Linked DNA regions of Mus musculus: all the other regions are linked to region 4. A link is a loop called in an ENCODE intact Hi-C map of the cell type or tissue named here. Cell type or tissue: heart. All regions are shown on one strand. Each heading gives the region's core, and the rest is flanking DNA. Links, peaks and the distances in the headings are about the cores only.

Evidence for each region. Hi-C counts contacts between places; a loop is a spot of excess contacts. Peaks named below come from ENCODE experiments on the same cell type or tissue, not always from the same donor. Only the 100,000 strongest peaks of a DNase experiment are listed, where the experiment ranks them.
Region 1: it touches region 4 in a loop (2.0-fold over the local background); 6 of 42 quality-filtered maps call a loop at or near these places.
Region 2: a loop joins it to region 4, with 4 times the contacts of the local background. A loop is called at or near these places in 6 of 42 quality-filtered maps.
Region 3: a loop joins it to region 4, with 4 times the contacts of the local background. A loop is called at or near these places in 23 of 42 quality-filtered maps.
Region 5: a loop joins it to region 4, with 9 times the contacts of the local background. A loop is called at or near these places in 10 of 42 quality-filtered maps.
Region 6: a loop joins it to region 4, with 2.6 times the contacts of the local background. A loop is called at or near these places in 10 of 42 quality-filtered maps.

What each region holds. Positions count from the first base shown.
Region 1 is chr4:155,989,770-155,994,921 of GRCm38, forward strand. B3galt6 (UDP-Gal:betaGal beta 1,3-galactosyltransferase, polypeptide 6) reads right to left here and starts at 2,909. Exons shown (of 1, transcript NM_080445.4): 1 at 1-2,909. The coding sequence starts at 2,847. The coding sequence ends at 1,870. It overlaps Sdf4 (stromal cell derived factor 4), which reads left to right and starts at 3,074. Exons shown (of 7, transcript NM_011341.5): 1 at 3,074-3,565. In heart, for the core only: CTCF peaks have their summits at 2,670 and 3,332; DNase peaks (open chromatin) are centred at 2,082 and 3,332; H3K4me3 peaks cover 2,696 bases; H3K27ac peaks cover 2,472 bases.
Region 2 is chr4:155,867,111-155,872,262 of GRCm38, forward strand. Cptp (ceramide-1-phosphate transfer protein) reads right to left here and starts at 2,330. Exons shown (of 3, transcript NM_024472.4): 1 at 2,057-2,330; 2 at 3-227. The coding sequence starts at 124. Ints11 (integrator complex subunit 11) reads left to right here and starts at 2,457. Exons shown (of 17, transcript NM_028020.3): 1 at 2,457-2,610; 2 at 5,017-5,114. The coding sequence starts at 2,583. In heart, for the core only: a CTCF peak has its summit at 2,529; a DNase peak (open chromatin) is centred at 2,421; H3K4me3 peaks cover 2,305 bases; H3K27ac peaks cover 1,467 bases.
Region 3 is chr4:155,889,659-155,894,810 of GRCm38, forward strand. It overlaps Pusl1 (pseudouridylate synthase-like 1), which reads right to left and starts at 2,104. Exons shown (of 8, transcript NM_001033490.1): 1 at 1,973-2,104; 2 at 1,700-1,757; 3 at 1,394-1,581; 4 at 1,095-1,244; 5 at 841-1,011; 6 at 11-65. The coding sequence starts at 2,049. It overlaps Acap3 (ArfGAP with coiled-coil, ankyrin repeat and PH domains 3), which reads left to right and starts at 2,217. Exons shown (of 24, transcript NM_207223.1): 1 at 2,217-2,783. The coding sequence starts at 2,737. In heart, for the core only: a CTCF peak has its summit at 2,475; DNase peaks (open chromatin) are centred at 2,153, 2,563 and 3,833; H3K4me3 peaks cover 4,000 bases; H3K27ac peaks cover 2,291 bases.
Region 4 is chr4:155,941,367-155,946,518 of GRCm38, forward strand. It overlaps Ube2j2 (ubiquitin-conjugating enzyme E2J 2), which reads left to right and starts at 2,447. Exons shown (of 8, transcript NM_021402.6): 1 at 2,447-2,784; 2 at 4,889-5,051. The coding sequence starts at 5,016. In heart, for the core only: a CTCF peak has its summit at 2,400; DNase peaks (open chromatin) are centred at 1,765, 2,365 and 3,015; H3K4me3 peaks cover 2,738 bases; H3K27ac peaks cover 1,859 bases; H3K27me3 peaks cover 272 bases.
Region 5 is chr4:155,828,786-155,833,937 of GRCm38, forward strand. Aurkaip1 (aurora kinase A interacting protein 1) reads left to right here and starts at 2,484. Exons shown (of 4, transcript NM_025338.4): 1 at 2,484-2,950; 2 at 3,198-3,285; 3 at 3,567-4,012; 4 at 4,106-4,313. The coding sequence starts at 3,231. The coding sequence ends at 4,207. In heart, for the core only: a CTCF peak has its summit at 2,819 (motif pointing right); DNase peaks (open chromatin) are centred at 2,516, 2,806 and 3,736; H3K4me3 peaks cover 2,670 bases; H3K27ac peaks cover 1,766 bases.
Region 6 is chr4:155,845,328-155,850,479 of GRCm38, forward strand. Dvl1 (dishevelled segment polarity protein 1) reads left to right here and starts at 2,075. Exons shown (of 15, transcript NM_010091.5): 1 at 2,075-2,577. The coding sequence starts at 2,408. In heart, for the core only: a CTCF peak has its summit at 2,110; DNase peaks (open chromatin) are centred at 2,094, 2,554, 3,364, 4,264 and 1 weaker place; H3K4me3 peaks cover 2,755 bases; H3K27ac peaks cover 1,614 bases.

The sequences.
Region 1 (5,152 bases), core at 435-4,434, 48 kb after region 4:
GCCAGCTCAGGTTGTCCATTTATCCTGGAGCCACCTTATTATATTTTTCTAAGTATACTCTTAATTTTTTTAAACATTAAAAGGGGATATGTACTACTGTTAAAGTTTGTGTGGTTGGGGTGCTATGCTAGGTAGCAAATATTATTTCCTTAAGAGAGACTCTAGGAAGCCTCAACACAGGTTTGGATCTCTGAAACTTTGCTGAGACACCAGGAATCTGAAGGTCTTTGTGGAAGCTTGTATGGAACATAGTTTAAAAACCATGTTGTGTAACTCAAAGGCCTTCTTGTGTGATTTGAAATAATGCTCGAGTTTGCCACTAGGCAGCTTTGACAAGAGCTACACCTCAGAAGCAAATCCACTGGCAGCCCACCCTGCAGTCCAGAATAGGCCTTGATATGCTAATGAACTAACCTTAAGGTGGCACTGATATGGCCGTGAACCCAAGGAAATGAGAACCCTGGGGATGGCCTGTCAATCGATCATACTGTCAATGTTCCTGTGACAAGGCTTCCATACCCTCCCATGTTGATACCTAAGGGACTTGAGACTCTCTTGGTGGCCCTGGCCTCAGTCACCCCGGAACTTCAGGTGCTGTTACTCCGCCCACTTAAGCCCGCCATTGACTGGCCACATGCTTACACTCTCAAGGACCTCCTTGGAGTCGGCCACAATTGATAACTGAAGGCCTTGACGGTGGGTGGTGGCTGAGAAGTATTCTGAAATGTATTCCCAGAGATCACACGGTGGAACCTGCTTGGTGAGACAGCTGCTTAACTTTTATATTAGCCCGATACTGTAAAGACTGTTGGTGTGAATAAACCACTTTGAAAGACAAACTTTGTGTGGACATTCTGATCCCAAGTGCCTTACAGTCCATACGCTCACACACCCTGAAAAGCTTTAAAAGTCATGTCTGTTCAGAAACAAACACACACACAAAAAGACTGATTTATGTGTAAACCTGAAAGAGAAATGGATAGTTTAAATATTCTTCTATGCTTTAAACACACCCAGAAGTGGGGTTGGCCACTTAGGCTGTTGACAGATTAATCCACAGATACAAAATCTGACACAAGTATTTTCCTTTAGTTAAAAATAAATTAAGACGTGCACTCCCAACTTAAAAAAATTTAAGGGTTTCTCTGCATAGTCCTGGCTATCCTGGACTCACTCTGTAGACCAGGCTGGCCTTGAACCCAGAGATTTGCCTGCCTCTGTAAATTCTTATCTATGCAAGCATACAATATTTATAAATAGGTCTAAGCAAACTGCATTATATTTATCAACCTCTATCCACTGAGACAAAAATTCTAACCTAGTTGACTTGAAAATCAAGTCAAACCTCATACTTGTCCATGACAAAAGATAAAAAACGGGAGACACAACAGAATGGAACTCTGTCTGAACAATACAAAGACAACTTTGACAAGTAACATTTTGAGATGAATTCAACACAGTCTGCAGGTGAGGCTGTGCAGAACAATCAAGATGGGCAGTGAGCTGCAGAGTTTGCAGAATGAGGGCACTCTAAACTCATCAAGTGAGGAGGCCCTTCCCTCACACTCCAGATGGCTGATAGGTGGCATTACATGGTCAGTGTGTGTGCATGTGTGTGTGTGTGTGCGCGCGCGTGCGCGCGCACGCGCTCAGATGCAATCTCCACATTCATAACCAGATGTCCTTGGGTAGGCCTTACACCAGACCACTAATGGCACCCTCAGTGGACTAGACATTGTTAGCTGTCTCTGGCCATCAGTCCCAAGGTCTCAACAGCAATTGGATAAACCAAGCTCAGCCCAGATCATTTATCAGATTGTTCAGGATGCTTGGCCTGTGTCAGGAGAGACCCCGGCACCTGCAGTGACATCAGGGAACGCCCTCCTTGCGCTGGCAGCACTGGGAGGGTGGAGCTGACCAGTCATAGACATAGGAAAGGCGCAACTGCACCTCATGCTTGCACAACCGGCCCTCATGCAGCAACATCTGTTGCTTCTCCAACATGTCCTCTGGGCTTTGCTTGTGTGTCACCAGATACTGATTGTTGCAGCCTCGAGATTTGTACTCCGTGTCGAAGCGTGGGTCGTGCTCCCGTTGCACATCCACTGGTGCCAGCCAGGTGCCCAGCGATACGTCTTCACTGTGCCACGCGCGCAGGTACTCGCGGCTGAGGCGCAGGTAATGCACCAGGTCCGCAGAAAGGACATAGCCACCGCCCAACGCGTAGGGCAGGTAGTAGTCGCAGAGTTGCCAGGCTGCTTCTCGCCAGCGACCTCCCGGCTTGACGCGCCCGCGCCCGGAAAAGAAGCCCCAGTAGAGGCGCCGGCGGCGTGCGGGCTCCCGTGCGCGTAGGTCCACCAGGATAGCGTCCAGGCGCGCAAAGGAGTCGTCGTCCGCCTTGAGCACGAACTCGAAGTCCACGCGCTCATCCAGCCAGGTCAGCATGGCCAGGACCTTGGCCGTGAGGTTCTCGTAGGCGTCGCGCAGGGCGGGCAGCAGCAGCAGGTCCCCGTGCTGCGCCTGCTCGAGCTCAAGAGCGCGCCGCTCCTCCGAGCCTAAGCCGCCAGTGCCCACGGCGAAGCGCGCCCACACGTCCTCGGGTCCGCCACGCCTCTCCGGTGCCAGCCACGTGCTGCGCACTGCGGTGCGGCGCTCGACCGCGCGGGGCGCACTGGCCACCAGCACCGCCAGGAAGGCCTTAGCGCGGGGCCGAGCGGCTCCGGAAGCGGAGGGCGTCTCGCCCTCGGAAGCGCAGCGCGCCAGGTACAACAGAGTGGTGCCGCAGAACGCCAGGCCGCCTAGGCCCAGCGCCACCCGGTGCCGCCAAGCGCGCCGGAATACCTTCATGCTGCGGGCGAGAGGCCGCCGAGGAGCGCAGGCGCGGACGCTGGAAGGCGCCTGCGCGACTCGGACGCTGGAAGGCGCCTGCGCGACTCGGAGGCTGGAAGGCGCCTGCGCGACTCGGAGGCTGGAAGGCGCCTGCGCGACTCGGAGACTGGAAGGCGCCTGCGCGACTCGACTCGGAGACTGGAAGGCGCCTGCGCGACTCGACTCGGAGACTGGAAGGCGCCTGCGCGACTCGGAGACTGGAAGGCTCGGAGGCTGGAAGGCGCCTGCGCGACTCGGACGCTGGAAGGCGCCTGCGCGACTCGGACGCTGGAAGGCGCCTGCGCGACTCGACTCGGACGCTGGAAGGCGCCTGCGCGACTCGGAGACTGGCGCGGCCGGTTAGGCCTGGTAACGTGGGAGGAGCCCCGAGGCGCACCGTGGCTGGGGGTTTCGACTCCCCGGAGCTGATATCCAGGGCGGCTTTGAAGGATAGGGCTGGGCCCAGAATGATTGACACGTGACCCCGCGCGCCATTCCTATTGGTTGCTTCGCAGAGGCTGCTTCCGCCCATAAGAAAGATGGCGGCTTCGAGATTCGTACCGGAGGCCGGGTGTTTTTTTCCCCACCGTTCCCGGTTGTCTTATTCGCCCCTTCCCGGAAGAAAGATGGCGGCGGCCTGAGCCGAGTTCTGCGTAAGACTTGGCGGGCGCCCAGACCCGGCGCATCAGAAGCCGGGGTGAGTGAGGGGTCCCTGCAGTCGCCGTGCGAGGGGCGGGCTTGGGAGGCCATTCGGGTAGCGTTCGAATCGCGCCAGGTCTGAGCCGGCTCGACCCCGCGGGCCGCCCTCTTCCTCGGCTGCTGCTTCCGGAACTCACTGCCGCGGGGGATCTGAGGCTCGGGGCTCTGTTACCGGCTGGCGTTGTGACCTCAACTTGTGGTCCAGCAGCATCTCTGCCTCGGTTTCCCCTTTGGTAAAACGTGCGCCATGAGTTCTAGTAGTGTGAGCTGGAAATGGAAGGCCTGGGTAAAACCTTCCTGCCCAGCCCGGGTTGGTGGGCGTTCTTCTCCGGTACTGTTCGGCGTAGTTCTTAAACCGACATTGCTTTTACTTACTGTTGTTGTTGTTGACGTTTTTCGAGACGAGCGAGCTTTCTCCGTGTAGCTCGGGCTGTGCTGGAGCTCACTCTGTAGACCAGAGTGGCTGCACTGGAACTCAGAGATCGCCTGCCTTTGCCTCCTTAGTGCTAGAATTAAAGGCTTTTTCTTTTCTTTTACTTAACTTTTTTTTTTTTCTTCCTGCCAGGCTTTATTTCTTTACATTCCTATTTTTGTGTTGCTGGAGGAGATCGAATCCAGCACCGTAAATGCTGGGCAAAGGCTCTACTACTGGGCTAAATCATCAGTCCACTACCAGCTTTTGGGCTGTTTTACACTGTTGGTTTTTAGACTTTGGTGGTCTTTTTTTTTTTCCCTTTCCTCTTTTGTTGTTGTTAGCGATAGGTTCCAGACAGGGTTTCATGTAGCCTGCCTGAACTTACTATGTAGCTGAGGCTGGCCTTGAACTATTGAGTCTACTGCCTGTAACTCGAAGCAAGCCTAGTCAGTCTGCTTGGCAAGTTCCTGGCCAACCAAGGCTTCATTGTGAGACCCTGTCTCAAAACAAAACAAAAAAGCAAAAGAAACAAAATATATAGTTTGATTTCATCAGAATTATAATGTAAGGATGGCAAAGAAGTACAGATATTCCCCCAGCCACCCTGTGTATTCCTGAAACCTAGGTGGAACTAAGTCCTGAGTAGACTGTTATAGGTACAGCAAATTTTAATTTAGAAATTAGGCCCAGGTAGAGATTAACAAATGATCATAAAACAGTTGTGACTTTGACAAATAGAATGCCATCTGACTTCGATTGATGGCAAATCAAGGGGTATCATTGTCACCTCCACTACAGGTGTCACTAGCATTCCTTTTTACTACTGGTTGGAAACTGATATGTGTAGAAGCTATGACAAGATGAAACTCCTGAGTTTCATGCCTGTTTTCTTCTCCTTGTATTCTTACACCCGTCTCCTCATCATTCCGGGGCAAATCCTTGAGCATTTCCCAGAATTCTCTCTACCCCTGCCAGATGTCCCACCTCCTATTCTCTGCCTTAGCTCATTAACCATAGGCTTTTTTATTGACAGGTGATGCTTATAATAGATTCTCTACAGCAAAGGTCAGATGCCTTAACCAAGGTCACAGAGCTCTGTGGTCAAGCTGGGGTCTGGAGAATGAGTGACCGCAGCCGTCCAATACACACTGGAATAGTGATTAGGGAGGA
Region 2 (5,152 bases), core at 555-4,554, 74 kb before region 4:
ACCTGACAAGTCCCTTCCAGCCGGCAATATAGTGGTCCAGCAGCACCTCTCCCTTGTCAGTGAGACACTGCTTGAAGCTGACCAGGACGACTTTAAGGTTGAAATCTTTCTCTGAGTCATCCATCTTCCAACACAAGCTGAAACAGTTTCACACAGAACGTGTAGTCGTCATGGTGGATTATCTCATTCTGTGGTTCATTTTCTCAGGAAGAGATTGGGCAGAAGATCTGAAAGAAATAGTGCAGTGCTAAAACTGTCTCCTGAGAATCACGGTGAAGTTCTATCCCTTCACCTGAGTGCTTTCACCAGAAACCACAAGCTTTTCCACAAGCCACTTTGACCCTGCTGTGCCCTTTAGTCCTGTACCCACAGATCTTGCCATGGCTGCTCCTTGTCCTTCAGGCTAATCTGTTCCTGACCTGAGACTTCACAGCTGCACTGATGGCATCTGCTGTTGCTTCTTACAGTTTCGTTTTTTCTCTTCCTTAGAGCATGTTTCGTGCATTAGGGGAATTTAGGGGAATGTCCCTAAAAGGTGGGCACAGCCCTGGATCCTGGCCACACCCGGACCTCACTGGATTAGGCCAGCATTCTGATGGGAAGTTGCACTAAAACAAAAACAGGGACTTTAAATAAAATAAGTGGTCCTCACACAAGGAGAGGGTGTGAGGCTTTCCCTTCCTTTATCCGGGGTGTATCCCCCAAAATTAAAGCAGAGGCTGTGGGTTGGCATCTGCTAGACAGACAGATGGATACTCCTGTTGTTGAAATGGTATGTGTCCCCAAAAACCAGGGTAGCTGGACCAAAGGTCATACCACATACAAAGGATTGCTACAAGTTCTCCCACTAGCTCTAGAGAACATTCTGGAATTGGTCTAGGATAAAGGCCTTAAGGTAAGGCTGGGCTCTGTATTCTGTAAGCATTTTTACAGTCACTCCACAAACTTAAGTCTCCACACTTACTTGCTTATTTATTTATTTACAGTTGTGGGAACTGAACCTAAGGGCCTCTTGTATGCTGGACAGGTAATAGCCTAGGCAGGCCTTTAACTTTCTTTTTTAATTTGTTTTTTCAAGACAAGATTTCTCTGTGTAACCCTGGCTGTCCTGGAGCTTACTCTGTAAATCAGGCTGATCTTGAACTCAGATCTGCCTGTCTGGGATTAAAGTGCTGGGGTTAAAGGTGTGTGCCACCATGTCAAACTAGGCCTTTTACTTTCAATCTTTCTGCTTCCCGAGTAGCTAGAACTACAAGTTTGTGCCACTAGGCTCCTTTTGTGTTCACATGTTGGATGGGTCACTCTAAGCACCCAGTCCCTACCTTTCCTGCTATCTTAACAGCCTTGCCTTGATGTCCAGGACCAACTCTGTGGGATGTGGCTGCATTACACTTATGTCCAACACTTACCACCAGTCCTGGAGATTCTTGTGGATTCCTGCCTTAACCTCTGTACCATCAGGCCTTCAAAAACCCACCCCTATCCAGTGTGCAACGTATCTGTGTGCAAGTTTTTTCTTTCCTTCACACAGTCCTAGGTCTCAGTCCTTCAGCTCTGGGAGTGTGGTCTACATGTCTCCCCGGTCCATGTAAATGGTGACAGGGCCTCATGGGTTGGACTGGATGCCTGTCGCAAGTTCCAGACTTAGGAGATGGGCTCACCTTGTGTTTAGGTGTCAGGGACAGCCCCGCCTGGGCCTCAAAGTTGGCGACGCCCAGAATCTTGCGATACACCCTCGGCCTGTTTGCTGTCCCGTGGGTCAATAGTCTCTATGCCGCCCCCCTCACCCCAGTTCTTTTTTGGCCACCTAACAATCCTGCGGCCAGGCCTTCCTGCCCAGAGCCTGAGCCAAGTAGCCTCTTAGAACTGTCCGCGGTAAACCCGGAAAGAACAGGAAGGGAGAGCAGCTCGCCAGCTCCCGGAAGGTGATCCAGCTCCCTCTGATGATCAAGCTAAACAGGATGGACAGCCGGGCAAAGGCCCACAAGCTGGCACCCAGCATACACCTAGGCGTAGCAGCAAGCCAGGGTGGTGCAGAGAAGTCTACAAATCTCACCTGAGATGGGTTCCGATGGTGGGGGAGTGGTGGTCTCTACTCCCGCGGAGGGCAAAGGGTGCAGCAGAGGCCAGCGATGGGGAGGGTTGATCAAAGCTACAATTAGGCTGCTGTGGGAGACGATTCTTTGCCAGTCCGCCCCGGTGGTGTACAGAGACGTGGCTCTGCCGCCTGGTTCACGTCAGGTAAGGGTCCCCGTCCCCATGCTTTCCCCTCAAGCTCGGAGCCTGCGGTTGAGCAGAAACCTGGAGCTGCAACCCAAAGTCCAGCCTCTGCCCCGCCCTCCGCTGCCCCGCCAGCCATCCCAATTGGTTGCTGATCATCCAATTAGAACTCGACATATCCGCCTGCGTTTCCGGCGCGAGGGCAGGAAGGGGGCGGTCTCGGCGGTTGCGCCTGCGCGCAGTGCGGAGGGACTCGCCGCGGCCGGGCGTCTGATGTGAGCGCGCGCGGGGTCTGCCTGCGGCTCTCCTGCGGGCGGTGCACGCGAGCCGTGGAGCCGTGGTTCGAGGCGACCTCCCTGACCATGCCCGAGATTAGGGTCACTCCCTTGGGTGAGTCCGAGTCCTAAGCATCTTCCGCGGCGTCCGGAGAGTCGGATGGGTCCCTTCATCTCCGTAGCCGTTTGATCATCTGCTCGTCCCAGGGAGCGGAAGCCGGAGTAGACAGTTTCAGAGCCAGTGCCTCCCTTTTCTCTGTCTGGCACGGGGGGTCGACGAGATGTGGGTTTGATTCCTGGTCCTAGAGCTCGATATGAGTCACGGAGGGCCAGCTTCTGTACCTGGGCTGCTTACGATGGTCGTGAGGTGAAATGAGCCTCGCCTGTCGGTGGTGTTGAATCCAGCACAGAAATCGTCCTGGCGACTTTCCGCTCCTGCATTTGGACGGTTGTTTCAAAGCCCCTCTTACTTCTGCTCACCACCACTACCACCACCACCACCACCCCCAAGCGCTTCTTCATGTTCAGGTTGCTTGCTATCCTTCAGATCAGTAACCAGTCTTTGTGTCTGGTCTATCCCGAATTGTTAAAAGTATATTTGTTCATCGTAGAAAACATAGATCTAGACCTCTAAGATCACCAATAGCATAGGATGGCTGTGAAAGAGAAAACAACCGTTTGAAATCTGGGGTTTCGCTGGGCGGTGGTGGTGCACGCCTTTAATCCCAGCACTTGGGAGGCAGAGGCAGGCGGATTTCTGAGTTCGAGGCCAGCCTGGTCTACAGAGTGAGTTCCAGGACAGTCAGGGCTACACAGAGAAACCCTGTCTCGAAAAACCAAACAAACAAAGAAAAAAACCTGGGGTTTCAGAACCTCCCAAATGTCCCTGGGTTTTACTTCCTGCATGTGTGCAGGGTGTGGGGAGCACTTTCCTATTCATGGTCCCGGTCTCTAGGTCATCTTGGCTAAAACTTCGAGTCTTCTCAACTCACTGCATCACAGGGCCTTAGCAGACGCAACTTCTCATACTGTTTTTTTGTTTTTGTTTTTTTGTCTTGTTTGGTTGGTTGGTTTTTCGAGACAGGGTTTCTCTGTGTAGCCCTAGCTGTCCTGGAACTCACTCTGTAGATCTCATACTGACTAAATACTAATTAGCTTAAACGATGAAGCATATTCATTGACCTGGCTCCCCAATGCCCCCTACCACCACTGGGAAAGTTTTGTTCTCTGCCACAGTTCTGAAATTTTTGGAACAGCTATTAAATCCCCATGTAATGTACTCAGTGACTTATTGCCTCTTCCCCCTACCGTGTAATTCTGCTCTATTCAGGGATGTGTGGTCAAGGTAGTATTCTTTACTTTCTTGTCAGTTTTGTTTTCTCATCCTTTTCCCCTGGAGTTGTAAATCTCTTTGGGAAGAACGTTTGCCAGTGCCCAAGAACTGGGCTTTGTAATTTAAAAATGTATACTTTGGCACCTTTCTTGGTAGTCATGTAATGATGGGCACCTGTGATGTCAGGTAACTTTTGTAAACGTGCAGCCATTCCCCTTCTATAAGTTCAGTTTAAGGGCAGCAGGGCCTGGCACAGCTTCAGGGCTAAAGGAACTATGGGGAGGGATGCTAAAAGCTTTCTTTCAGGGAACACACATCTAGAGGGGACAGCAGCAGGCCTGCAGAAAAATCTAAGCTTGATGGCTCCTCAGCGTCATTGTGGATGCCTACGTAAGGAAAGCAGACTGGGCCATGGCTGGTCACCATGATATTTGTGGTGCTGATGATAGTTGCTGGTGCCTCCAGTTGGCGGTGGAAACCGTAGGATCCAAGATGGCAGCAGGGCTGTTGGTTGTCTTCAGGTTGCTGTTGAGACTTGGCCCACGTCTCTCTCCTTATGGATACAGATCCCAGGAGAGATAACAGTTAGTTAAATGTGTCCTATGTGGTCAGTATCTTGGGCTGGGATGACTGCTTATGTCATCCGGAGCATGGGAGGAACTCCCATTGAGGCTGAGCTAGGGGTATGGGGCCTGTGCTGCTCACTGACCAAAGTTTTGCCGTCAGTCATGTTTATTTGTGGTTAGCCTGAGGCCACATGGCTTCATTCAACACTAGACCTCAGGATCCAGGCCTCAGCCTCTTCGGGAAGACATTTCAGGGAAGAAAGCCTCACTGGTTTGCAGCCCCGTAGAGGGTCAAGGCTAGATAATTTGAGTTAGGTTTGAGGACAGCAGTATTGTTTACAGAGCACTGGCTTGTGTTTGTTCAGTGTTGGGAACTGCAGCCAGTGCTCAGTGCTCTGCTAACAATTCGTCACACCTTTGAGATGCGCGGGAAAGCGTGGTGAGGGAGGGCAGGAGCCCCTAGCACAGCACCTTATCTCACTGTTGTGCATTTCCTTAACCTTCGTGTGAAGGTATAAGTGGTTCCGTGTTGGTCAGCCCGTGCAGTAGTGAGGGAAGGAAACTTGGGGGAAAGAGGGAGGAACCGTGGCCTTGTCTTTCACTTGTCCTTCTCTTTGAGTAGGGGCTGGCCAGGATGTAGGCCGAAGCTGCATCTTGGTCTCCATTTCGGGGAAGAATGTCATGTTGGACTGTGGGATGCACATGGGCTACAATGATGACGTGAGTACTGTGCGTGAGTGGTCCAGAGCGCTGCAAGG
Region 3 (5,152 bases), core at 622-4,621, 51 kb before region 4:
GACAGCCTACCTGTCTATAAAGGAAAGACTGGCTCTCAAACTCCAAGGTCCAGAACTGCAGCCTCCTAGGAACACAGACAGCTTTGAGGTCCAAGCTAAGGGCAGGCTCAGCCAACCTAGCTCACCATGTGGCTTCAGACAAGACAACGATTTATATACTGGTTTAAAGGCTTCCATCCAGGGTGGGTTCTTGCCTAGTTGACCACCAGTTCCAGAGGGTGAGCGAGTTTTGCATGACTTACTCGACTCTACATATACCATGAAAGGAAACAATTATATAACAGAGCATTGGTTAGTTTGTGCACGGGAAATAGCGATTGCTTTGGGCCTTCATGTTTTGGGGCTAAAGTATTTGTGCTGAAGCAGGACATAGCCAGCCCACCTATCAAGATGGAACCTAGGCCATGTGCTCTTGTGCCTGGTCACACCAAAGCCCCTTTACCAAACCCTTGGAGCTGGTTCCAGATGTTATGTTCTCAAGGTGAGCGGCTGATTCCTGGTGTTTGAAGCAGAGAACTTAACGTAGTCTGTCAAAGTGGAATGGAACTATTCGCTCTAGTGAAATCTTTTCAGAGACTGCCAGAACTTACCTGCTATAAAGAGCTATGGGTCTGGCAGGGCCCTCAGAAAGGCAACATTTTCCACCCTGTGCTCCCCAGGCTGGCAGAGACCCCACCCAACAGGAAGAAGACACAAGTTTCTGGCTCACCTTCTTACACCCTCTAGGCCCAATGGATGTGCAATATACCCATTTAGCATCATCTCACTTTTATTGAGGTATTATGAGTAATGACCCTGGTGGCCTCTAGTCCTGGCATAGTGAAAGGCTAGTCGTCTCACCTGCTCCCCTCGGGGAGGACAAATGGGCTGGCTGGACCAGGTGACACTGAGACTCTTCGAAGTGTGCGTACAGTATTTGTGACTGGGCTGCCAGCAGACTGGAAGGCACTAAAATCATGTGTCCCGAGGAGGTGCTGGGCAGCCTCCTGCATGGCCGCCATATCCAGGTACCTGCAGAGCCAAATGAGCATTATTGAGGAGAGCCCAGGCAGATGGATGGTGAGCCATTTTCTTCCCATTCTTAGCTCACTCACTCTGTCTGCAGAGCCCAGCATACATTTTGTTCAAACACAGGCAGTTGATTAGGCCAGGAGCAGCCTGTGGCCAGACGATATTGGTAGGTCCTGGAGGTGGCTGCGTGTCGAGCGTGGAAGTCGTTGGGCACTCGGAAGGCCTTCAGTACACTGTGGCAAGCAGATCTGGCTCATCCCAGGAATGAGTATGCCCAACTGTCCACACAGCACTATGGAAATCTCTGCCTCCCACCACAGTGGGGTGCAATGGTAAAAGACAAAAAAAAAAGCCCAGAACCATACCAAAACCCCGGGCTCACCGAATGGCCGGGTGCTTCAGGTGGGTGTTGAGGGCCTTGGCCACGACCTCCGGGGAGAAAGGCGACTGCCCTGGGCGGCGCTGGATGTCCAGGTGCGCCGCGTTGCTCAGGGCATGCACCCCGGCATCGGTGCGGCTAGAGATGGTGAACCTGACCGGGTCGACAGAGTTCAGCCGCTTGGCAGCCTCCTGCGGGAACCGTACAGGCGGCTGCCACATCGATGGCCGGAGTCCGTGGAATAGGAGGAGGAGAGTGGGTAGGGGTTGGAGCTGCCGACTGCTTCTTCCTCCCCAAACCGGTCCTCACCTCCAGGAAGTTCAGCACCCCAACAGCGCGCGGATTGCCCCTCACGGCCGCAACCCCACTGCGGAGAGAAACAGGAAGGAATTATCTGCGGTGTCTGTGGACGCTGTCCCGCCAGGGGTCTCGGCGCCCAGGCGCGTGGGTTCGGTGCAGGCCACTGTGTTCCTCGGCTCCTAAAATCCCGCATCCCGAGACCGATCGCGCCCGTCCTGGTCACCTCGCGGACTTCCCGCGAGGCCGAGTGGAGAACGCGGGGGTAACAGCGGGAAAACGTACTTGAAGTCAGTGCCCAAGTACTGCAAGAACACAAGGTAGCGCGCACGCACCGAGCCCACCGCCCCGCAGGAGCCCATATTTGAGCGGGCGGGGCGCTTGCACGTGGCCCGCGGTCGACCCAGCCCAGCAGGGACGGCGCCTGCGCACTGACTCGGTCCGCCCCGCCTGAATGGAGAGGCGGGGGCGGAGCCAAGCTTAGGGATCGGGTGCAAAGTGCGGTCCTCTAGAGCCGGCTATGTTTCCTGTCCTCGGCCTCACAGGGGCGCGATGATGGGTCGCTTCCGCACAAGCGACCTTAATTCGTTCACTCCCGATCTCCCCGCCGCCGTCGCGGAGTGTGTCCGTCGGCAGCATTCCAGCCGAGTTCACCACCGCCGTGATGCCTGAAGTGGGCGAGCCGTGCCCTTCCCTGTCCCGCGACCGAGCCAAACCACTCCGAAGCCCAACCGCCGAGGCCGGCCCAGCTCCCAGACCGTGGTGACCGAGGACAGAGCGCAGCGACAGGCGAGGGGATGCAGCGGCGCTTTTAGCGACGCTCCCCGGAGGTGACAGCGGGTGGCGCAGGCAGAGGCTGACTTTGGCGACGCTCCCCAGCGGTGACAGGCGGGGCGGGGCCGCGGCGCGCCGGGCTCAGACCGAGGCGGGCAGGCGGGCGGGCGGGCGCGGAGCGCAGCTCGGCGCGGGCGCCACAGACGGTCCACGGGCCGGGGATGCCGCTCGACGCGCCTTGGTCCTCCGCACAGTGAGCACCGCTCGCCGCAGCCATGACGGTAGAGTTCGAGGAATGCATCAAGGACTCGCCGCGCTTCAGGTGTGCTGCGGGCCCGGGGTAGGGCGCGGGCGGGGATGGGGAGCCGCCTTTGTGCCGGAGGCGGGCAAGGGGTGTCCAGCGTGGTGACCGCTCCGAGTCCACCTGGACGGAGCAGAAGACCTGGCACGGACAAACCGGCGGGAGCCGGAGTCGCGGTCCCCTAGCTGCGCAGCTCCGCCTCCGGCCTCGGGGGACCGGAACAAAAGACGCCCCTGTGCTGATCACCTCGCGCGCGGGGGTGAGTGTGCAGACCGCCTTGGGCAGCTGTGTGTCACTGGGCATTTGCGTCCAGTGCCATCTCTAGAACTGTCCACCCTTCTTTGTGTGTATGCTCTGGTGTGCCACAAGTACTGGGCTCCTCCTTGGCCCTGTAGTCCAATTCTGGCTAGGATTGTCTGGCACCCTGCTTGGTCTCTATCTTGATCCGTATGTCCAGAGCAGTGTATGGGTGCAACCAGCCGGAGCCATCAGGGCCTGAGATAGACACCTTGGTGAGAGTTAACGGATGTATGAGTGACCCAGGAGCCTGAAGGGGTAGAGGCTGTAAGGATGAGGAAGTCGTGTTTAGGTGGAAGGGTATGGGCCTTATTCACCTATGGGTTTGTTTCTTTTATTGTTCCTGGAATACAGTCGTGCACATCTGTGTGAACCACATGGCCACACAGATATACATCTGTTTCATTGAGTGGCATTTGGCAGACAGTAATGGAGTACCTCCTGTGTGTCATTTGAAATTTCGGACCTTCGTGAGGTGTCCCACCTCTGTATGTGCACACACACACACACACACACACACACACACACACACGGGGGGGGGGGGAGCATGTTCTGCCACTCTGCTCTCCTTGGTGCACATGAATGTGTGGGTGAGCTGTGATACGGAGTTGGTGTGCTTGATGCATGCACATAGCCTAGTGTGGATGGACACGTGTGTACATGTGCTACATCTCTGTGGATTCGTGAACCGTGTTTGCCATGCTACTAGACACATGTTAACGTATGCAGGTGTGTGTTTTAGTGTGCACTGTATCCCTGGAACACATGTCTGCATGCCCTGTGCTAATACATGTATGCATGTTTATGTATAAGCATGTATCATGCCTTTGCTCGTGTGAGCTTGACCACATATGTACATGAGTGCTGGGTTTCTGAGGGCCTACCTCAGCAGTCCAGCTCTTTGCAAAACCACCTTGCAAGAGAGTCAGCCAGAAACACCTTGGAGCGTTAGAGTTTGCCAAGAGTGTCCACTGACTATAGGCAGGGGGCTTAAGGCAGTCAACTATGCTTTCCTGTTTTCTATTGAGAGGAGTGGTCTGAGAGCCTCTGATACCCCACAGTTCTGCATCCATTTGGTAGGAGTCTTAGCCAAGGTCTCAGTGCATGGAACTGGGCCCCAGTTGAAGCGCTCTCATTTTTGCCCTTACCCCTTTCTGCAAAGCCCTGGCTCTACCCTGCCTTGTACAGGGTTTTGGGCCTAAGCAGAAATCCACTCACCTCTAGGCCTTCTTTGCCACAGCCAGCCAGTTGGACTTGTGGGGCTGCAGTAGGTGTGGCAGGTACCTAGGCTTAACATCATTTCTTTTGATGGAGGAGGGGAATGCTGGGGATGACTCTCCGGACATTGGTCTTGGGGTGATGGAACCTGGCTTGGTGGTGTGGGGTGGGCTGTGACTGGATGAGTTCGAAGAGTACCTTGTCTACTCTAAGGTTTTACTGAAGTTATAACTTGATCTTTGTGGCCAAGAACCTTTAGGTGAGGCAGGGTGGGGCTGTCTGAAGGATGTGGAAGTGAGGTGGAGCCTAGACCCAAACCTAGAAACGTTGGTAGTTTTGCTTTGGGACTCTTGGCCTAGAATAAGGGCTTGTGACAGCCTTAGGAATGTCTCATAGTCCCTGAAGCTGTGGGTGGGGGTGCAGGGGAGCCCCGGAAGAGAAGCCGGCCCAGCCTTGGCTGCAAGCCCTTCCCTGGGTGGGGCTTCAAGCGCTGAGTCATGGCTTTGGTGAGGGGGCTCCTCCCCAACCTCCAAGCTGCTGAGGAAGTCCCTGGCTGGCAAAAAATAGGCATGGGGCAGGAGGGGATGCCTCAGGTCCTTGGCTGAGGAAGGGAGTGCTGAGAGACTCCCGGGACAGAATGCTGGCCCCCTTGAGCTTGTACTAACTGCCCACTATGTTCCCCTGTCCCCGTGAATACAAATGCCAGCTCCTGCTGCAGCCCCTCCCAGTTTCTGGCTCCCTGGCCAGCTGCAGCTCTCCATGCAGCTGTCTGGGCTGTCAGGCCTGCTTGGGGAGCACTGAATTGGTCTCTCCTAGGCAGATAGTTACATCTGTGTTCTGGAACTTCTGGCTCGCGTAGTGGCCAGAATCCTGGA
Region 4 (5,152 bases), core at 349-4,348:
AGGGGTCCCAGTGCCTTGGGGAGGGAGGAGGCAAAAGGTCTGTACTGATTTGTTTTCTGAGTTTGACAATGGAAAGAGATACCATTGGTCTCCTAGAACTAGTTTGCCATGGTGGGCTGACAGACAGGATACACTCCCCAGGGCTCAGGAGCCAGCCCTGTTGCAGCAGCCCAGATCAACTAAGATGGGTTGCTTGACTCCCCCAGGATGCTTTCAGGACTGGGTACTGTCTGGCTTAGCCCCTGCTCTGTGAATCAGTCACTGCTGAAGTCATTTCTGACTCTCAGTCATCAGTTTTCAGTAATCAGTTAGTGAGCCCACTGCTGATACTCAAAGGCAGTCAGGGTCCTGGTGAAGGTTGAGGACTTAAAGTTGACCATCAGTTCTGCCCTACATACTGGTTGGCCAGGCACTGTAATGTCACTGAAACAGCCCGGTAAGTAACTGCCTCTGCTTTGCAGCCCAAACTTGCATCCTTGGCACACTCCAAGCACCACTTGTAGCAGAATTTTAGCAGAGCCATTGTATCTGGCATGAATACTTAGGCTTTGAATTAGTCTTTTGTAAATAGTCAGTGGTTATTATATGAGGTTTATGGGGTAGCTCTTCCAAAGGGCTCAGAGCCTTTGCATAACATAGTCCGGAGACATAACTGGCAAACCAGGAAATGTCTTAAGGCTGGGAATTGTTTAGGCAATGGTTCCTCATGACCATAGCCTTTCCACCCCTGTCCAAGTCCAAATAATGGACTCTGAGACTCTTATATATGAATAATGAATATATGCCTAAGCCAATAGCTTTGGCTAGTTTCCGCCAGCTCATAACTCAATTATCTCATTTAGAATAGTCTAAGTCCTGCCATGTGGCTAGTTAACCATTCCTTCAGTTTCATGTGACCGTCCTCTTCATGTGGGATGGGGCGATCTTCTTTGCCTGACTCCCCCCCCCTCCTGGACTGCTACCTTCTTTTCCCTGCCTCAGGTCATTGTCATAGGCTTTTTTTATTGACAGATGATGCTTCCATGAAGTTCACAAGACATTCTCTCTATAGTTCCTTCAGACTACTTCAATTTGTACGCACAAATTGACTTGCTAAAGATGCCTTTTTTTTTTTTTTTCCAAGACAGGGTTTCTCTGTGTAGCCCTGGCTGTCCTGGAACTCACCTTGTAGACTGAACTCAGAAATCCGCCTGCCTCTGCCTTCCCAGTGCTGGGATCAAAGGCATGCGCCACCACCGCCCGGGTCTAAAAATGCCTGTTGTGTAACAATATATAGGCTTTGCAATGTGGATTCTGGATTCAGTCCTGCAAAGGCTGAGCCTCCTGCTGCTAAGAATCCTTAATTCATCCTGCAGTGTCTCTCTTCCAGTGTGTTGTAACCCGGAATACTGACACCTACCACATCTGACTTGGCTTTCTGGAACCTGTACACAGAGTTCACAGGCAAATGAAGGGAAGGTGCTGGGTCAAGGACGCAGGGTGTGTGTGTGTGTGTGTGTGTGTGTGTGTGTGTGTGTGTGTGTGTGTGATGTTATCTCACCAACATAAGAACAAACTTTAGCATTCGATTCTAGGAATGCAACAGTGAGGCAGCAGTGTGTGCAGGGAGAGCTGGAGAAGTCTGGATCTCTATCAGCCTCCTCAGCCCAGATTCTCCAGCTGTCAGGGCCCAAACTAGTATTTAGAACATCCCTACTGGCAGCCTCCTGTCTCAGCACCAGCCAGATAGTCTGGCCAAAAGACCAAGCTGTACCGCCTCCCCTCCCCAGGGCCAGGAAGGAGGCGGAGGGAGAGGGGAAACCCGTCTTAGAGCAATGTCCTCGAGCATAAAGATGGTATTCAAGAACTGATTGGGAAACTTGGTGCGGAAACACAGGGACTCTTTTTATGAGGACGGCTGTTCCCGGGGCTGGGGGTCTGCCGCGGGCTTGGAGTGCGGGATACGCCTATGCCCATCATTGGCTCCGTACACGGGGATCTTCGTGGCTATAGGGGCAGCGAGGGAGAACTGAGTGAACCTCCAGCTCGGAATTTAACTGTGTTTAGAGCAGACAAGAGTGCATCCTGGGCCAGAAGGTGGCCGGTGGCCCTAATTCGTTGTGAACTCATGGGTCATCTTTTCTCTGGGGCTGGCCTCCCTGACTGGCCCTGATTTGGGGTCGGGAGCACTGCGGGATTTCTGCAGCCACTTACTGGTTCCTGGAGTGCCGGCCAGACAGTACGAAGTCTTGGGAGTGTCTAGCCCAGTTTCCCGACACAGGAGCCACAACCCCCTCCCCCGAGCTATTCTCTAGTGCGCACGCGTCAGCAACCCTTTGCGCAGTAGCCGGACACAACCATTAGCCAAAAACCCGAGACTGACCTGAGCCAGCTAGGAACTGACAGTGGAGCCTCCACCAAGCTGCCTAGCGGAGCGCTTCCACCCGCGGACAGCGCACCGGAAGCGGAAGCGGAAGCGGGCCTAGGCCGTCCCCGGAGCGGCCATCTTGGAGGCTGAGCGGCGGTAGCGGCGGCGAGGCTGCTTGCGGCGGGTGCGGTGGGCCGAGTCCCAGCGCGGGTGCGGCTCACGGCGCGGGCCCCACTCTTCCGCACCCTGCTCTGGCCTCGACCACGGCGAACCTGAACGCGGCCGCGGCCTCAGGGAGAGGTGAGCGCTCGCGGGCTGCGCGGGGCCTCGGGCCGCTCGTTCGCCCCGCCGGAGCCGGCTGCAGCGGCGGGCGGGGACGCGGGGACGCCACACGTCGGGTCCCGTTGGTTACGTCGCCGGCTGTGCCCGGACCCGAGGTCGGTTACTGAGGGCGCTCGGGGTTCCTGTCGGGGGCGGGTTAGGGGTTTTGTTTGCCGCGCGGCGGATTCTCTCACGGACGCTCGGAAGACTCCGAGGAGGAGCCAGGTTTGATCTTTAAAAAAACGTATCCCGTGAGTTTGTTGTGGGGTGGTAGCCGTTGAGTGGCCCCCTTTCATCGCGATCAGTTAGAACCCCAGGCTGCTTAATAGACCCCAACAGGGGCGAGCGTGTCCGCGGTTACGCCCTTGAGGGTAATGCAACAAAACCTTGGGCAGTAAGAGTGGGGCTTGGGCCCGTTTCGGGGGTCGGGGTGAGGACGGCCGATGCTTATTCTCCACCTCTGCTAACTGCGGACTCTCAGCCAGTGACCTCACTTCCTTCTTAGTGGACATCATCACTTAGCTGTGTGTTTAACCTCAGTCAAGCTCTCAACGTCATCAGATCCAGATAGACCAGGAAGAGAAAAGAGCAGAGTTCACTGTAAGCTAACAAGTGCATAAGAATGTACCTTTCTGCAAGTAGTGATACAGGGCTTTATTCATGGCCAGGTGTGTGTAATGGGGGGGGAAAAAGGATTTTAGGATTGTATTTCATTATAAAGTCCCGCGTATGATCTTCAGCCGGAGATAGGTCTAGGTTCCTAGAACTTGGAGTCAGTCCTCTGCAACATCATTGTCTTCCTGTACTCGGCGTCAGTTCAGTTCTCGGTGTGTGTGAGAAAGTGGTGCTAAGGCTGTTTATTGTGAGCTTCTGGCTTCCTTCAGCCCGTGGAGTAATCCTGGAGAAGGTAAAACTCCCTGAAAATCCTGGCCTTGGGTGTGTCATGTGCCCTTCTGACCATCTGTCAGGCCAAGGTCTTAATTCCCCACCGTCACCTAACCTGTGTGGAGTGTTGTGGGAGAGAGATGTCCAAAAGGAAAAAGAACTACCACCTTGGCACGGTGATGAGGGACTGACAAGAGACTCTTCTGCTGCCAGTGAGTGGCTGCTTCTGTCACCTTCCATCCCCTAGGAGAGTCACGAAAGATACTGCTGTTCCGATTGAGGCAGACGAGGAGCAGATAGGGCAGCAGATAGTGAATCATAAGTATGGTGTTATATGCTTAACAGCAAGTTTGAGGCAGGAGATGCAGCCTAGTGATAGAATACTTGCCTACTCCTCGAGAGGCTCTAGGTTTAATTTCCAATGCTGAAAGAAAAAAACAGAAGTTAAAGCTGATCATAGTGTTGGATGCCTTGAACGTCAGCACTTGGGAAGCAGAGGCAGAAGGATCTTTGAGTTTGAGGTCAGCCTGGTTTACACAGGACATAGGCACTGAGACCTTGTCTCAAAAAAAAAAAAAAAAGTTAAAAGCAAGTATGAGAAAGAATTTCCTCCTGTGGTTGACTAGGCAGAATTTTTTAAAAAATAAGTTTATGTAACCCCAGCTCTCCTGGACTTCTCTCTGTAGACAAGGCTGGCCTTGAACTCACAAAGATATGCCTGTCTCTGCCTCCCAAGTGCCAGGATTGAAAATGTGCACTAAACTATTTTTTTAAGACAGGATCTTCAAAAAAAAAAAAAGAAAGACAGAGTCGGGCGTGGTGGCACACGCCTTTAATCCCAGCACTTGGGAGGCAGAGGCAGGTGGATTTCTGAGTTCGAGGCCAGCCTGGTCTACAGAGTGAGTTCCAGGACAGCCAGAGCTACACAGAGAAACCCTGTCTCGAAAAAAACAAAAAAAAGAAAAAGAAAAGAAAAAAAGAAAGACAGGAAAATGTATGTATTCCAGGCTATCAGGCTATATAACTTAACGATCATCTGTGTCTACCTACTAGGATTATAGATAAACACCAACCATGCTTTGCTTATGTGGTGCCAGGAATTAAACCCAGGTCTTCATGCATGTCAGGCAAGCACAACTATAGCCTGGCACAACTAACTGCTAGTTTCCTGTGTGTGTCCACTACTAACCTGTCTGGTCACTTAGCTCAAGCCAAATACAGTTGTGTTGGAATTACTCAATGAAGTTATTTTTTACATGTTGGAGTATTAACTTTAGGGGTGAAGGCTTGTAGTTCTGCTTGTGGATCATTGGATATTGCTTTGTTTCTTACTAGGTGCTGGGCAAGTTGAGCTCTCTGGCCCACATGGCTTCTGAAGCTAAGAACTTGGGGACAATGCTTTCTGGAAGCATTTCTTGGCCATGCTGGACTGTAACCTTGTTCCTGGTGTGAGCATTCTTGGATGCATCAGGCAAAAGCCCTTGATTCTGCCAGAAAGGTTTTTGTACACTATACTCTTAGACCATGGGGGGGGGGTGGTGGTGGTGGTTGGTGGTGGTGGTGGTGGTGGTGGTGGTGGTGGTGGTGTGGTTGTGAGGT
Region 5 (5,152 bases), core at 587-4,586, 110 kb before region 4:
TATGAACTTGGTGTACATACATTACAATGAATAGACCTATTAATTTTAAAAAACAATAAAAAATTTAAAATGAAATGGATGGGGGGCTGGCGAGATGGCTCAGAGGTTAAGAGCATTGACTGCTCTTCTAAAGGTCTTGAGTTCAAATCCCAGCAACCACATGGTGGCTCACAACCCTCCGAAATGAGATCTGATACCCACTTCTGGTGTGTCTGAGGACAGCTACAGTGTACTTATATGTAATAAATAAATCTTTAAAAAAAAAAAAAAGAAATGGTCGGTGTTCAACAAGCTTCACAGCTGTGCTAGCGTTAGGATGAGACGGACGCGCAGGCTCAAGTTTAAGTTAAGCATCAGGCTTAAGTTAAGCAGCTACCCTGACTGGCACAAACCAGTCAGCATTTGGCTTCTGTGGCTCAATTCTAGGGTTCCTCAACCTAGGCTGTAACAGGCAGGCCCCAGGGTGGGGCCACCTCTGGCCATTCACACTTTTAAATTCATCTTTATACTCTAAAGAAAACAATTTACACAGACTCTCCCCCCAAATCTTCTACCAGTGAGTGATCTTTCTTTCTTTCTTTCTTTCTTTCTTTCTTTCTTTCTTCCTTCCTTCCTTCCTTCCTTCCTTCCTTCCTTCCTTCCTTCCTTCCTTCCTTCCTTCCTTCCTTCCTTCCTTCCTTCCTTTCTTTCTTTCTTTCTTTCTTTCTTTCTTTCTTTCTTTCTTTCTTTCTTTCTTTCTTTCTTTCTTTCGGGTTCTTTCTGATTGGGAACAAACGAAAATCCCACGGAAGAATAGGAAGTACTCTTAACCACCAAGCCATCTCTTCAGCCCCAGCAGTGCTTTTTTTCTTAGGTTTTTATGAAGGATTAACCTTTGCAATTCCAGATCTGCCTTGGCAAGGTTAGTTTACAGTAGCAATACAATGTCATGGTGTCATGGCTATGTGTCTGTGTTTTATTGCCACCATGGCCAAGCAGCTACCCTGCCCTGGTTGGGCATGTTCTGTTTTGGCCTGGAGCCTGTTTGAGATACAGGGGGTCTTTTGGTTTTTTGAGACAGGGTTTCTCTGTGTAGCCCTGGCTGTCCTAGAATTCAATCTGTAGACCAGGCTGGCCTTGCAACTCAAAAGAGATCCATCTGACTCTGTTTCCCAAGTGCTGGGATTAAAGGCGTGGGCCACCACCACCCAGGAAAGTATAGGGATCTTAACAAGGTTGGCTTTACTCACCTCCTGGAAGACTAGAAACTTGCTAGTTCCCGGGATTGTGTAAGGAGGATGCTTTGCTTGGTCTCTTTCCAAAACTTGTTTCCACTTGCCCTTTCTCTTATTGTCCCTGACTCTACAAAGACCTGTCCCGATACGGGTTGTTGTGAACATGACCATTTCTCTGATGGATTTATTTACTTTTATTCATCTCCTTGAACCTTTAGTTATGCAATCCAAGGAGAAACACATCAAATAAAAGCTGGCCATGTTGAGGACTGGGAGCACCAAGGTGAGGGCTGGAATCTAGAGACTCCATTTGCCTTTTGTGGCTAAACCCAGGGTGAGAGTCTGAACTAAAGACAGACTAAAATGCATAAACCTTCCTGTTTGGGCTAGCGCAGTGGTTAAGTGCTTGCCACATAAACCCGACAACTTGAATGAGATCCCTGGAATTCACTTCCTTAAATGTGGAAGAAGAGAAATGACTCCATGTGTGCTGTGGCATATGCAGGTGCACATTGTGCCTCCCCTCTCGAAACATCATTAGAAAAGACAAATATCTCCAGCATCCCCTCTCGAAGGTAGGGTACACGCAACATCACTTTGTGACCTCAGTTACACAGCTGGGACGACAGCCTGCAATTTCTGCCCTCTTATTGGTTTATGTAACTTTAGCTAGGTTAATGCCTGAGAATGAGATATTTGGCCACTTTGTGTTAAGAATCCACAGAAATCCCTCATGCGAGGCATACGTAGTTTCTCAAATGAAGGAGAACCCTAGTCTTGCACCCCTGTCCATCGGAGCCAGCAGGACTTTCTGGTCCACACTGAGGTGCAGTGGATTGCTAGGCTCTTGCCAAGGAAAGCAGCAGCCGTATTCTGAAGAAGCTGCTTTTAAGTTTTGGGATAAAAATTAACGTGTGTGTGAGGATATTTAAATTTTTCCTCAGGGGGCTGGTGAGATGGCTCAGTGGGTAAGAGCACCCGACTGCTCTTCCGAAGGTCCGAAGTTCAAATCCCAGCAACCACATGGTGGCTCACAACCATCCGTAATGAGATCTGACTCCCTCTTCTGGAGTGTCTGAAGACAGCTACAGTGTACTTATATATAATAAAAAATAAATAAATCTTTAAAAAAAATTTTTTTTTCCTCAGGGCACACTAAAGAAATTAGGACTTTTTTCACTTGAGATTAGCGGCAGGGTAGGACCGCGGAGCAGGAACAGGGCGGAGTTTCTGAGGCCTCAAGAAGCAGAGCGCCCCATTCTGCAGCCAGCCTATCCCACAGGACTATTAAACGACCTGCCGCCCTAACAGGAGGAGCGCCACTTGTCACTTCCGCAGTCCTACGGTCCATGGCGGTACCCGGAGGCTAACCGGCTTGGGAGAGACGAAAGGAAAAAAATATATATATATATACTGTAAAGTCCGCGTGCACGCAGAGAGCACTCTCCGGGATTGTGGTGGGTGTCGGGTGTGGGCACTTTTTACCCGGAACGTTGTTGCTGCTGGACAACAGCGGCAGGGGAAGCGTCCCCTCCAACCGGAAGCGATCGCCTTCGGGCACGCAAGGATCGAGTTAGCGCAGAGCCGGGCACCAGAGGGCGCTGCGTAGGACCAGGGACCGGAAGTGGTCGAGGTCAGAGGCGACCTGATCGGTCCTAACTTCCGGGATTCGGTGGGCCTGTTGCGGGGCTCAGATGATGAGCGGCGGCGGAGCTCGCTTGGCCTGCGTCTGTTTGGTGCGTGCGAGCGTCGATATCGTCCTGCGCTGTGGGTTTCGCTGCCTGAGCGGGAACCGTGGGTGGGCGGCTTACAGCGACCACGCTGGTGGAGAGAAGTAGGGACAGGATTTGCGCTCAGAGCGACTTTTGAAGATGTCTCCTTATCGCGGGTCAGGGGGACCCAGGGTGATGGGATATGCGAGGCCTGCGGCCGAGAGCACTGCCCGTCGCCGCTGCGTGACCTCAGCTGGTTCCTGTGTTCTAGCTTTGAGCGCTGCCGCCGGACCAACTGCTCACCATGTTCCTGGCGCGCCTGACTTCACGGCTGGCCAGGACTGTTGTTCCCTGGGCAGGTAAGACGCCCCTGGACGCGGAATCCACACCTGACTTGGGGATGGGAATCATCGCGGCCCAGCTCGCCTTCAGTAGTCTCCTGTCGCTACTGGGAATAAGAGCCTGGGCACAAACCTTTTCCTGCGAGCTTGCATGTAGTATGTAGGAGCACATCACAACTCCAGACGGAAGGATAAGGGGCAGGCCTTACCATTTGGGTCTACATGTTGCCCTAGCCTGGGTAGTAGTGGTGTTCTGATCTGCTGTGATGGCACTAGTAGCAACTGTGTTGTTTCCCCAGGTTTCAGTCGTTCCTGCCCTGGCTCCGGGGTGATTGGCAGCTATGCTTTTCGACCCCTTTACAGTTTGCAGCCTGCAAGCCCAAGTCGGGCTGCCTCCCTCCCTGGTAAGAGGACCCAGTCAGAGCTTGAGGAGTTCCTGGTCCCCAGGAAGATGGCCATCAGTCCTCTAGAGAGCTGGCTGACTGCTCAATACTTATTGCCCAGACGGAATGTCGAGGTCCCAGTGACTCTGGCTCCCTCCCAGTTCTACGAATGTCCACCTAGGCAGGGGGAGGAGGAAGCCCAGCAGGGAGTCAGGGAAGCCTGGGATGCCACTCCAGTGCAGTGCAAAAACGTGCTGAAGATCCGAAGGCGAAAGATGAACCACCACAAGTACCGTAAACTGGTCAAAAGGACCCGGTTTCTACGTCGCAAGGTCCGGGAAGGACGTTTGAAGAAGAAGCAGGTGAATATGGGCACTCCCTTGGACCTAGACTGACAGTGGTTAAAAGAGGCTTTGCTCGTTATAATAAGTTGGTTGTCTCCTCTGCCCTTGCAGATCAAATTTGAGAAAGACTTGAAGCGCATCTGGCTTAAGGCAGGCCTGAAGGAAGCCCCTGAGAACTGGCAGACCCCGAAGATCTACCTGAAGAACAAATAATCTGGGTTCCTGTCCCTCTGGCTCTCTTGCTGCTTCTGACCCACTATAATAAATATTGGAAGGACTCAATTATTCTAGGCCGACCTAGAGTTTCTTTGGCTTGGTGTGAGATCTCTTCGGGTAAAAAAAGACTCTGTCATAGGAACCCAGGGCCCAAGTGTGCCTAATTGTCCTTGACCTCCAGCCTGACTAATCTGCCTCATTTAGAGATGTGTGCTCTGGGACCACTGAACAGCTCCAGGAAGGTGGACATCAATGTGAATACTGGGTGTCCTGGTGTCCTGGAGCTGAGGGGTACCTGGGTTAAGGGGAGTGCTGATTATGGAGTAAGAGATGATCTGTGAGGACTCAGGAGGGAAGCAGAAAAGGGAAGCTCAGATGTCTCAAGAGATGGCACGTGGTCCTCTGTAGTTGATGAGCCATTTAAGTTGCCCTGTTGGCTGGGATGGACTCGTCTTGCCACAGGGACAGGGTATTGGGGTGGGTCGCCAGTGTTCCCAGATGTCCCAGCTTCTGCTTGGCTCCTCAGCCGTGTGGGTGGGAGCATTAATCAGGAAGGTTGCCTGGATGGTGTGTTTTGCTAGGTTCAGTGTTGACATCTTACTACAGAAGATGCTGTTTTTAGAGTCTAGCTTGGGGAAGAGTATCCCTGCATCAAGAGGAGTGTATGCTCTGAATAGTTGAGGACCTGGAAGGACCCTGGCCTTGTATACCAAGTTATGAGGGAGCTAGGAATAAGCTTGGGAACTGAACAGTGCATCTGTTAGGCCACGCGGGCCCTCATGAACCCTGCTCTCCGATATCACCTGAACTAACAAATCTAGGCTGGCTTAGATGATATTGATAACCAGATGTCCCTTGGGATCCAACTGTGCCCCTGACCAATGAATGTGAATCAGTGAACCGGTTTCTAAAGGCAGGGTCCAATAAGGGCCTTGTGCTCTC
Region 6 (5,152 bases), core at 361-4,360, 96 kb before region 4:
ATTATGAAGGTTCAAGGCCAGCCTGGTCTACAGAGTGAGTTCCAGGACAGCCAAAGCTACACAGAGAAACCCTGTCTCGAAAAAAACGAAGAAAAAAAAATGTTTGGGAGTTGATTTTCTCCTTAAAAGATATGGGCTACCAGGAAACAAACAGTAATGACCCTTCCCCCCTTTTTTTTCAAAAGACAGTATTTATTTATTTATTCATTCATTTATTTATTTTTGTTTTGAGGCAAGGTCTTACTAAATAACCCTGGCTAGGCTTAGAACTCACAGGGATCCACTTACCTCTGTCCTTCATCCTAGGATTGGATTAAGGCACATGTCATCACATCACATTTTTAATTAATAAAAATTTATTATTTTTTTCATTAACAGTGTGTGCATATAGATAAATGGATGGCATGAATGTGGGGGTCAGGTAGTAACTTCCTCCAGTAGCCTTCAGCCTGCATTATTTGGGTCCTGGGGTTCAAACTCATATTATCAGACATGGCAGCAGACACCTTCTCACTGGTCCAAGAATAGTGGGGGTGAGAAAGGATGACAGTTAGTCACAGGACCTCAGTGACCTTTGAGGTGTGCCCTCTGGCCCCATCAGAGATCACACTGCTACTGGACAAGGCTACTTCTGGAAAGGGACAGGTTCTCGCATCACAACCATCTCTTCTACAGTAGAAACTGTCCCATCAGCGTCAGTACCATGGCTCCTACCTTCTATAATTGGGCGAGTCAGCTGGGAATCAAGGGCATCTGGGTTATGGGAACCCCTTTATTTGATTGCTTCTGACCCATAGACCAGTCGTAGCTTGGGTCAAGGGGCACTCAGGAAAGGATCTGTCTTCCTTCTCCTTTGGGCAGACCCTCTGAGGCCATCTTGCTGATTTCTTTCTTTCTTTCTTTTGTGTGTGTGTGTGTGTGTGTGTGTGTGTGTGTGTGTGTGTGTGTGTGTGTGTGTGTGTGTTTTCCCAGACAGGGTTTCTCTGTGTAGCCCTGGCTGTCCTGGAACTCACTCTGTAGACCAGGCTGGCCTCGAACTCAGAAATCCGCCTGTCTCTGCCTCCCGAGTGCTGGGATTAAAGGCGTGCGCCACCACGCCCGGCTGCCTGGTGCCTTCAGGTTGCTTTTGTAGAGATTCAAGGAAGGCCAGCTACTGGCAAGGGAAGAATAGGTTTCCAGGATAGCAATGGAAGCAAAGGGGAGAACTCTGCTTAGGTTGACTTCAGCGGCCTTTAGTATGCATTCAATGCCTACCTCTGAGTCCTCCAGGCAGTGGTGGGATCTTTCCTTGTGCGGGCTTCGTGTCTGGGGATGGTCCAAGGTCACAACAGGCACCCCTTTTCTTCATCACTGATCAATATCCTATGTCTTCCCCCATTCTTACTGGTCAGTGAATCACTCCCTCTAATGGTCTTAGGCCATCCTGGACTGAGGGGCGGACCTGGTCTTCCTTGGTCTGCAGAGGACACCTGGCTGGTTGGATCTACAGTATCCAGGGCTAAAATTCCTTTGGCTTCAATTGCAGCCTGGGCCTTGCCTGGACATCTGTGTGGATACCTACTTGAGTTTCTTGGAGATCCGACGGGACAAGGCAGTGGGCATAAGAATTGAGCTCAGGATTAGCATGGGGGCACAGTGAGGCTCTCGCTGTTTGGGCTAGGCATAGGTATCTTCAGATTCTTATAGGGCGCCTGAAGCCGCCCGAGCGGACAGTGCCTCCACATTCTGAGCACCTAGAAGGAGAATCAGGACCGGCCTAACCTAAGGACACTCCTCTGCTCCCTGGCAGACCTTATTGGCTCAAGGGGAGCGATCTTTCCAGGGTTTCTCTGTCTTTCTGGGGTCCAGCGTGCCCACCTGCCCAGAAACCTCAGACCCAAACGCCTCAAGGATCGCAGCCTGTTGGGAATCTGGGCTCCACCCCAAGACAGCGCTCGGAGAGACCCGACCGGCCAGGCCTTCTGAGCCCGCCCAGTCCCACCCCGGTTGCCCCGCCCGTGCGCAAGCCGTAGCCCCGCCCCGCCGGACCCGCTCTGCGCGTGCGCAGTCCCGCCCCGCCCGCGCTGCGGGCGACTAGTGACGTCACCGGCCCCGAAGCGCCCTCCGGCGGCGGCGCGCTCCACCCCAGCAGGCGGTTCGTGAACAGCCCGAGGGGGCGGCGGGCCGCGGGAGCCCTCAGAGCCGCTTTCCCTGGCGCCCGCTCCGGGGCCGCGGCGGATGGGCGGCCGCGGGCCGCGGGGCGACAGGCGGGGAACGGGTGCGAGCCGGGACCGGGAGGGGCGGCCGCGCCAAGGGGCCGCGGGGCGGCCGGGCGGGGCGCGGGCCGGCGGTTTGGGAGGGCGCCCCGCGTCCGAGAGGCGAGCCGGGCCCTGACGCCGCGCGGGTTCCGCGTCGCCCCTGCCGCGCCATGGCGGAGACCAAAATCATCTACCACATGGACGAGGAGGAGACGCCGTACCTGGTCAAGCTGCCCGTAGCTCCCGAGCGCGTCACGCTGGCCGACTTCAAGAACGTGCTCAGCAACCGGCCGGTGCACGCCTACAAATTCTTCTTCAAGTCCATGGACCAGGACTTCGGGTCAGTGGGCCGCGCGGCCTGGGCAGGGGCGCTGGCCTCCTCCCGCGCCTGTGTGCACGAGCTGGCACCTGTCCGCGCCGGCTGGGCTTTCGGGTCTGGGGACGTCAGAGAGCGCCCCCGTCGCCGGCAACCCTGCTGCGCATCTACAGCAGGTGTAGGTAGAGTTTCTGCGCCCAGTGACCCTGAGTGTGGCAAGCTGGGGTTCCGAGCCACTGACTACCCTCTGGGTAGGCCAGACAGTTCTTTCTGACGGACAGGCGAGGGCCCAGGCTTTCTGACCACCATCCACTGGTGCTCCTGTGCCCAGCTGGTCCATGTTGGGTGCCGAAGGCCACTCTTAAAGCCAACTCCCTTCTCTCTGGTTAAGCACAGAGCCTGATGCGTTCCTCCTCTGTGGATGGAAACCCGGGGCTCAGGACTGCCCTGGTGGGTGTGCAGTTTATGCGGGGGGTGGGGGGTGGGATCACGGAGAAGGATTGGGGGTTTGTGGCTCCTAGCACCCAGTGGATCCTCCGCTTGAGATGGGGTAATGTGAAATAGGTGGCTCATAGGCACCCGCCTGTTTTCTGGAACTTAGAAAAGTTTTGAAGCCTGAAAACAGACTCTTCCAGGTCCCTCTAGAGTCCCTGTGGCAAGGCAGAGAGGTCAAGGGTCACTGGAAACCAAGAAGCTTCATTCCGTGTACCCTGCCCCCTTGGTTCCTGGCTCCTGTGCCTCTGACCTTTCTGAACCACACAACATTTGCATTCCTGGGAGGTGCTCGGTTCATCTCCTGACTTGAGTCAACTTCTAATGTAGTGTTTTTCCTAGCTGAATGGCTGTGGTGGTCTCAGGAGAAGGGACTTCCCTATTGGAGTTAAGCTGGGCCTCTGGACGCTGAGCCAGGGACTGGCAGTGCAACAGAGGCCTGACAGGGCATAGCCACAGAAACTTGAGTCCATGGCTTGGCAGTGATTGGGGGGTGGGGAGGCAGGGTAGCATGCTTAGGCCCTGTGGGTGGAGCAGGTGTGCTTGGTGCCCTTGTGTGTGGCTCCATCTCAGGGCTTTGACATTGAGGCGATTTCCTGGATTCCATGGTTGCAGGGTCCCTGGGCAGCCCATCGGTCAGGTCAAGCTTGGACTTCTTCCTGGCCCTGGGCGTCTAGGCAGGACTGAACCTGGTTTGGATGACTAAACTCTCTTGCCTACTCAGTCCTTGTGCCCCAACCACCAGGAAAAGGCAAAGGAGAGAGTGTCCCTCACAGCTTGAGGGCGGGTGCTCTCCATTTGCCAGGAGACTAGAGGGTCTTGCTCTAGAGGTCGGTCTTCCCTGATTCTCCTGACTGGGCCACCTCTGTGGTCTCTAATCTGAGGGACAGGGTATCTCTGGATCCAAATATTGGTACATTTTGGTTTTTTGTGACCCAAGTCACAAATGTTCTCACAAACTTGTTACACCCTAGCGTGTAAGTGGTAAGGAGCAGACCTGGGTTGCTTTCTGCTATACACTCTGGGTCTCTCCTGAGGGTACCTGTCCCTTTACTCTGATATTCATGTTGGGTAGATAGCATCAGCTCACATAGGTTTCTCACTGTCTGTGCCTGTGGCAGGTTTGGAGGACCTGCAGGTGTCCTAGCTAAGGAGATAGGATAGCAGATAGGGGTCTTGAAGCAGGAGTAGTTCCTTCGGGTGGGTTTGAAGTGGCTGGGACATGGGGTCTGGAGCTAGCAGAGAGCTTAGAGGTACAAGTTGGGTGTTCTGGGGGTGTAGAAGAATTAGGGGGCAGAGCAACTTAGAGATAGAGTTGGGATGACACAGAAAGACTTGTCAGTAGGCCTCACCATGACTCTGATGGTCTAGTGGACTTGGGAGCCTAGACAAGGAGCCCTGCCCCGTCTCAACTGCATCCTTTCTTTCCTTACCTGAGTTCTACCTACAGAGCTCCAAGGATACCAAGAGAAAGTAGCTTAATGTTGGGAGAAGGGAGTTTGTTTGAGAGCTAGTTTGGCTGAGCTGGACAAGTGGCCTCAGGGGTGGCTGCAGACTAGAGTCTGTGAGGCATATCCTAGTGAGTCTAGCTCCAAACCAAGGCTGCCTACTTTGTAAATAGCAGAGTTTTCCCTGGACTGGGCTCAGTTCCCAGTGTGTATTTCTAGCCAACAAGGTAAAGGTCTATTCTGTGCCCACTTATGGGGAGCTTCTTGTTGTTCTGACCCTGGACCCCAAGGCTTAGTAGCAGCAGGACTTCTAGATTCTGGTGGGCCCCATGGAGGTGTCTGGTGTTGGGCCTGGTGATAATGGAGGTCTATGGTAGAGGACTGAGTACATTGGCTTTTGGTTCCTGCTACTGGGAACATACTGCTGATATCAGCCTGCCTGATGCGATACCGAGTTTATTGCCTGGCAGTTGCTGCAGCCCCATCTCTTGAGAAAGAGCTACGTGAGCTAGAGGGAAGCAGGCAAGGGTAAGGGCTAGGAGCCCTGGAATCTGGGGTCCTCTGTACATTGGCAAATGTTCTGAGGGCTCCCTGTGCCCTGGTCAAGCTGCCTGGGGTCAGTGACTTAGCCTTTCTGTGCCTCCCTAGTATTTATTATG